Regions from separate parts of the Homo sapiens genome. Here region 2 is linked to region 1. A link is a contact called in ENCODE Hi-C or POLR2A ChIA-PET data. All regions are on one chromosome and are shown on one strand. The core of a region is the stretch at or near the end of the contact, and the rest is flanking DNA. Distances in the headings are between cores, read along the strand shown. Region 1 overlaps SFI1 (SFI1 centrin binding protein). Region 2 overlaps SFI1 (SFI1 centrin binding protein).

Evidence for each region. Hi-C counts contacts between places; a loop is a spot of excess contacts on that map. ChIA-PET counts read pairs that join two places held with the same protein, here RNA polymerase II (POLR2A). Pooled maps may share reads with other maps.
Region 2: a map of PC-3 shows a loop between it and region 1 (7-fold over the local background). The contact joins two enhancer-like sites. A Hi-C loop is called at or near these places in 9 of 168 maps with a recorded cell type or tissue (Caco-2, HepG2, PC-3 and 5 more), 2 of 37 single-sample maps with no recorded cell type and 7 of 50 pooled maps. POLR2A ChIA-PET finds 5 or more read pairs at or near these places in 9 of 52 experiments (GM10248, HEK293, PC-3 and 6 more).

The regions. Positions count from the first base shown.
Region 1 is chr22:31,560,024-31,562,976 of GRCh38, forward strand. SFI1 (SFI1 centrin binding protein) reads left to right here. Exons shown (of 33, transcript NM_001007467.3): 8 at 1,267-1,369. Among named protein-coding and RNA genes, the nearest start is that of MIR7109, 60 kb to the right of the region's middle. Within about 2 kb of position 1,413, at least 2 of the 41 ENCODE cell types and tissues checked have a DNase peak (open chromatin) inside an H3K27ac peak, as active enhancers do.
Region 2 is chr22:31,601,068-31,604,033 of GRCh38, forward strand. It overlaps SFI1 (SFI1 centrin binding protein), which reads left to right. Exons shown (of 33, transcript NM_001007467.3): 16 at 1,145-1,226; 17 at 1,540-1,718; 18 at 2,677-2,752. Among named protein-coding and RNA genes, the nearest start is that of MIR7109, 19 kb to the right of the region's middle. Within about 2 kb of position 1,289, at least 8 of the 41 ENCODE cell types and tissues checked have a DNase peak (open chromatin) inside an H3K27ac peak, as active enhancers do.

The DNA of each region.
Region 1 (2,953 bases), core at 163-2,662:
CTGTATTGATGCTGGGGCTGTATTCAGGGAATTTGTGATTCCCTGGATGCATAAGAAGATAAGTGATAATGTGAGATAGCTTGAGGTTTTGCAGTGAGTGCTGCAAGTGAGCCTGGTCTAAGAGAAATCTTTGTAGGTTAGAGTGACCAGGAAAAGTGAGTGTTTCTGTAAAGCACAGGTTGTAAACTCTTATTTCCCCATGACTCTTTTCCTAGAGCAAATTCGAAAATTAGTAGGAAAAAAAAAACAAGACTGAAACAAAAGTCTGACCAGGATTCTAGGAAAGAAAAGGATACATACAAGACTAGAAATCTAAAAGCCACTTGATTGCAGATTATTTTGTGAAATCTCCTGATTTTCAAATGTTGGTAATACTCTTTTTTTTTTTTTTTTTTTGAGGTGGAGTCTCACTCTGTCACCCAGGCTGGAGTATAGTGGCACGATCTTGGCTCACAGCCACCTCTGCCTCCTGGGTTCAAGAGATTCTCCTGCCTCAGCCTCCCAAGTAGCAGGGATTACAGGCACACACCACCATGTCCAGCTAATTTTTTGTATTTTTAGTAGAGACGGGGTTTCACCATGATGGCCAAGCTGGTTTTGAACTCCTGACCTCAAGTAATCCACCTGCCTCAGCCTCCCAAAGTGCTAGGATTACAGGCGTGAGCCACCACGCCTGGCCTTTTTTTTTTTTTTCCCGAGATGGAGTCTCACTCTGTCACCCAGGCTAGAGTGCAGTGGCGTGATCTCAGCTCACTGCAACCTCTGCTTCCTGGGTTCAAGCTATTCTCCTGCCTCAGCCTCCCGAGTAGCTGGGATTACAGGAGCATGCCACTACCACCTGGCTATTTTTGTATTTTTAATAGAGACAGGGTTTCACTGTGTTGGCCAGGCTAGTCTTTTAACTCCTGACCTCAGGTAATCCACTCTCCTCGGCCTCCCAAAGTGCTGTGATTACAGGTGTAAGCCACCGTACCAGGCCATAACATATCTTTTAACAAATCAAACTGTGTAGGTCAAACAGAGCATGTCTGTGGTGTCTAAAGCAGGATCTGACCGTAGGAACCATAAGTTTCCAACCATTAATGGGCAGATCTGGGACTTTTTCTCAATTGTTTTGTTTTATTTTTTTCCCCAGCAGTGAATCTAGAGATGGTACTATGAAGGAGAGGACTAGAGCTGAGGGTCTGAGGCCCCACACTAACTGCTCCTCTCTTTCCTGAGTGGCTTTTTACTGATGGATTCCATCTTTGATTTGCTGTTTCACAGGGTGTGGTGGAGCACGTGGAGGCAGCGACTAGGACAGGTCCGTGTGAGCCGTGCCCTCCATGCCTCTGCTTTGAAGCACAGGGCCCTGAGCCTCCAGGTGCAGGTGAGTCCAGCAGACGTGGGATTTGGCATCCTCTGTCAGTGTTGTCAAGCCTCTCACCCACAGAGGGCAGTGCTGGGCCTTCCCTGCAGCTCAGGGCCTGAGAGGGGGTGGGGACAGAGGTAATCTGGAAGGCTGGGCTCTTCCAGAGGGAGGCTGCTGTTAGGAATAAAGTAGAGGCTTGTCCTAGATGAGCCTAGATCAGTGGCTTCCAGAGTGCTTCTGGTAATTGTGGAGCTGGAGAGGGATTTATGAATTAGTTATAAACATGTTTAGAGAAACAGCAGTATACTCTGATTTCCTCGTTGCTGTTTTCCTACAGCAAATCAGAAAATAATTGGGGCAGAAAAGAAACTTAAGACTGAAAAGAAAACCTGTCTTCCTTTTCTTTATAGTTTTGATTGTCTTAGAGTGTTCTTTTAGGCAAGCCACTAGCTTTTTTTGTCAATCATAAATGGCTAAGGCCTGTACTAAAACTTTCTTATCCTTTGACATATTCTCTGAATTCTTGTCATGTTTTTGTGTCTGCTGGGTACTTACAGAGCTGCCAAATAAGTTATAGGAAATAGAACAGAGAAGAGGAAAAAAAAAATTAGTGCCTGTTTCCAAATGTAGGAATAGTATCTTCTTATTCTAACAACAAATTGCATAGTCCATGTGAATACGTGCAGATCACATGCAAATAGCATATATAGTCATCTAGATCAGTGATCAGCAAACTGGCTCACAGGCCAAATTTGGCCTGCTTTCTGTTTTTGTAAATAAAGTTTTATTGGGATGCTGCTACACTCATTCATTTATATATCATCTGAGGCTGCTTTCAGATTACAAGAGCAGTGTAGGGTAGTTGTAACAGAGACCTTATGGTCTACAAAGACTAAACTATTTGTTTTCTGACCCTTTAAGAAAAAGTTTGCTGACCTCTGAACTTGTAAGGTCTTCTGAGGCAATAGCAAGGAAATAAGAGACACAGTTCTCGCCAATAATAATAACAGTACCAATAGCAGTAGCAACTGCAGCCTGAGTGACTGAGTTGGGGCCCTGTCTCAAAAAAAAAAAAAAAAAAGAAGTAGATTTTATTGTGGTCTTACTTGTGTTAGGTGCTAGACTAAGTGCTTTACGTGCATTATCTAATTTTCATAAACCTTTTTTAAAAGTCCCATATTATTGTTAAGGGAACCAGGAAGGTTAAATAACTTGAACTAGGGTCACATGTATAGTGAAGCTTAGAGCCAGGTTTTTTTATTTTTTTTTGATTTTTTGAGACAGAGTCTCGCTCTGTCACCCAGGCTGGAGTGGAGTGGCACAGTCTTGGCTCACTGCAAGCTCTGCCTCCTGGGTTCACGCCATCATCCTGCCTCAGCCTCCTGAGTAGCTGGGACTGCAGGTGCCCGCCACCACGCCCGGCTAATTTTTTGTATCTTTAGTAGAGACGGGGTTTCACCATGTTAGCCAGGATGGTCTTGATCTCCTGACCTTGTGATGGCCTGCATCGGCCTCCCAAAGTACTGGTATTACAGGCGTGAGCCACCACATCCGGCCGCTTGGAGCCAGGTTTTAACCTAAGCAGCCAGAAAGCTGCATCAT
Region 2 (2,966 bases), core at 39-2,538, 41 kb after region 1:
TCTGTAGGCCTAGGCAGAGATGACAAAACAGTGGTTCCCAAACCTTTTTACTTTTCTTTACTTTTTTTTTTTTTTTTTTTTTTGCAACCTCTGTGGCCCAGGCTGGAGTGCAGTGGCACGATCTCGGCTCACTGCAAGCTCCGCCTCCCGGGTTCATGTCATTCTCCTGCCTCAGCCTCCCAAGTAGCTGGGACTACAGGCGCCCACCACCAGGCCCAGCTAATTTTTTATATTTTTAGTAGAGATGGGGTTTCACCGTGTTAGGCAGGATGGTCTCGATCTCCTGACCTCATGATCCGCCCACCTCGGCCTCCCAAAGTGCTGGGATTACAGGCGTGAGCCACTATGCCCGGCCAACCTTTCTACTTTTCTAATTCACCTGAAATACTTGTTTAAAATACTATTTCCTGGGACCCCCCCTCAGACTTGCTCAGTCAGCCTTAGGGGTCTGCCCCTTGTTTTTCAACAGGTCCCCAAAGCGTTGGTCAGCATGCACTGGAAAGGGCTCTCATGAACAATCCTTTATCAGTGCTGTTAAGTCAATATAGAATTAATGAAGACCTGGGGTCTCAGGGTCTGAGTCTTTTTCGTACGGTGTGAAGGCTTGGCTGATACCAGAAACAACCTGGAAAATGTTGGCCTTTTTAACAGTTTATGGTTTTTTGGCTGTCTGCTTTCCTTCCCTTTCTCTTTGTGTTGCTTTCTCCCTCATCTAAGCTTATTCACCTCTTTTATTTTTTTCAGAGACGGGGTCTCACTCTGTTGCCCAGGCTGGAGTGGAGTGGCGTGATCATAGTTCACCACAGCCTCAAACTCCTGGGCTCAGGCGATCCCCCCACCTCAGCCTCCCAGGTAGTTGGTACTACAGGCACACACCATCACACCCAGCAATTTTAAAATTTTTTTGTAGAGATGGAGTTTTGCTATGTTGCCCAGGCTGGTCTTGGCCTCCAGCGATCCTCCTGCCTTGGCCTCCCAAAGTATTAGGATTGCAGACATGGGCCACTGTGCCCAGCCACTTAATTCACCTCTTATACGATAGCATGGTATAAAAGGAAAAATCCAATTATTTGGAACTTCTAGTTCTGTTTGGGTTAATTTTTATGTTTGTTTTAAGTGCTTTACATTCTTCCTTGTTTTTTAGGGAGACATTAGAGAAGCAAGTATTTTCTCTCTGGAGGCAGAAGATGTTTCAGCATCGAGAAAACCGCCTGGCAGAGAGAATGGTAAATGGCTGTCCCTGAGGAGATGTGTGGAGGGGCAGGATCTGATTCAAGCCATTGCACTCACGGCCTCCCCTCCTCAGGAAGTTGCTCGGACCTCACTGGAGGGCCCCTGCCTGTGACTGTTGAGGCAGGGCAGGCTCTGGGGCATCTGTCCTTTCTCAGTGGAGCCTACAGACAGCTTCTGGGCTGGACCACGTCCTGACATCCATTCCTTTTGCCTTAGTCATTATTTGTGGCCTGTAAATTCTTTCCTGGCTTCTGTGCCTCTCTCCTACTTGATTTATTCTGTTCTCTCCTTCCTGTCCTGCCTCAGGCCATCCTTCACGCAGAGCGACAGCTTCTGTATAGGTCTTGGTTCATGTGGCACCAGCAGGCAGCAGCACGTCACCAGGAGCAGGAGTGGCAAACAGTGGCCTGTGCCCACCACCGCCACGGGCGGCTCAAGAAAGCTTTCTGCCTCTGGAGGGAAAGTGCCCAAGGGCTCAGAACAGAGTGAGTGGCCAGTTCTGCCTTACAAGCCTTTCCATCACAGGCCAGCTTTGCTTGTTCTAGCAGCACCATGAGCTCCAAGTGCCTGTCTGGAGGACTGCATTACCCCAGACTCTGGTTGTAAGTTCTGGAAGTTCAACCTAAAAGAGTCTTAAGTAAAACTAGGTTGGCCGGGCACAGTGGCTCACGCCTGTAATCCCAGCACTTTGGGAGGCTGAGGCGGGCAGATCACCAGAGGTCAGGAGTTCGAGACCAGCCTGACCAACATGGAGAAAACCCTCTCTATTAATAATACAAAAATTAGCCAGGCGTGGTGGCGCAAGCATGTAATCCCAGTTACTCAGGAGAGTGAAGCACGGAAATTGGCATGAACCCGGGAAGTGAAGGTTGCAGTGAACCGAGATGGCACCGCTACACTCCAGCCTGTGCAACAGAGCGAGACTCTGCCTCAAACGAACAAAAGTGACCATAGCCAGGGAATAAACTGATGGGCCCATATTGTGATAGCTGACTGCTGCAGATAAGGGATAGGGACAGCAGCTGTGGCCAGTGGGTGGGTTGTGGCAGTTTTTAACCACACCACGTAGTTAAGAGAGAGGAGGGGAGGCAGCCCAGTCACTATAGAGACTGTCCTGCTTTGGGGCCTTTCAGTGTCCACTGTGTGTTCTGAGGATCTCACTCCCTGTCGCACACTGACCATGTTTAACCAGTTTCTCAGTTGGGGGCTTCACACCTGCACATGTGAGCTTCAATGGCACCTGAAGCCCTGGGAAGTTGTAGGCCAAAATTTGATCATAGGTGCTTTTTTCTGAGACTGCAAGTTCTTTGGCAGCTCTTCAGAGAGGGTCTTGGCTCCCCCAAAAACTTAACCAGGTAGGGCTATGGACTATGAGGAGGAACCCATAGAGGGTGCCCTCACTGGGTGGGGGCTGCAGCACTGAGCTCTGCCATCTCCCCACAGGAGGACGGGCAGGGTGCGGGCAGCAGAATTCCACATGGCCCAGCTCCTGCGTTGGGCCTGGAGCCAGTGGAGGGAGGTAAGGCTTTGGTGCGAGGTGCCACCCGTGTATGACTTTTGGACAGGTGGGCTGTGTGTCAGCAGGACTCACAGGCAACATATGGGCCACACCACCTACCTCTGAGCTGAAGGAGGAGAACAGGCAGCATAGAAAGTGTTAACTCAGTTTTATGAGCTGATTTGGCTCAAAATTTTGTGTTCTTTCAGATCCTAGGCTGTTCTTATTTGAACTT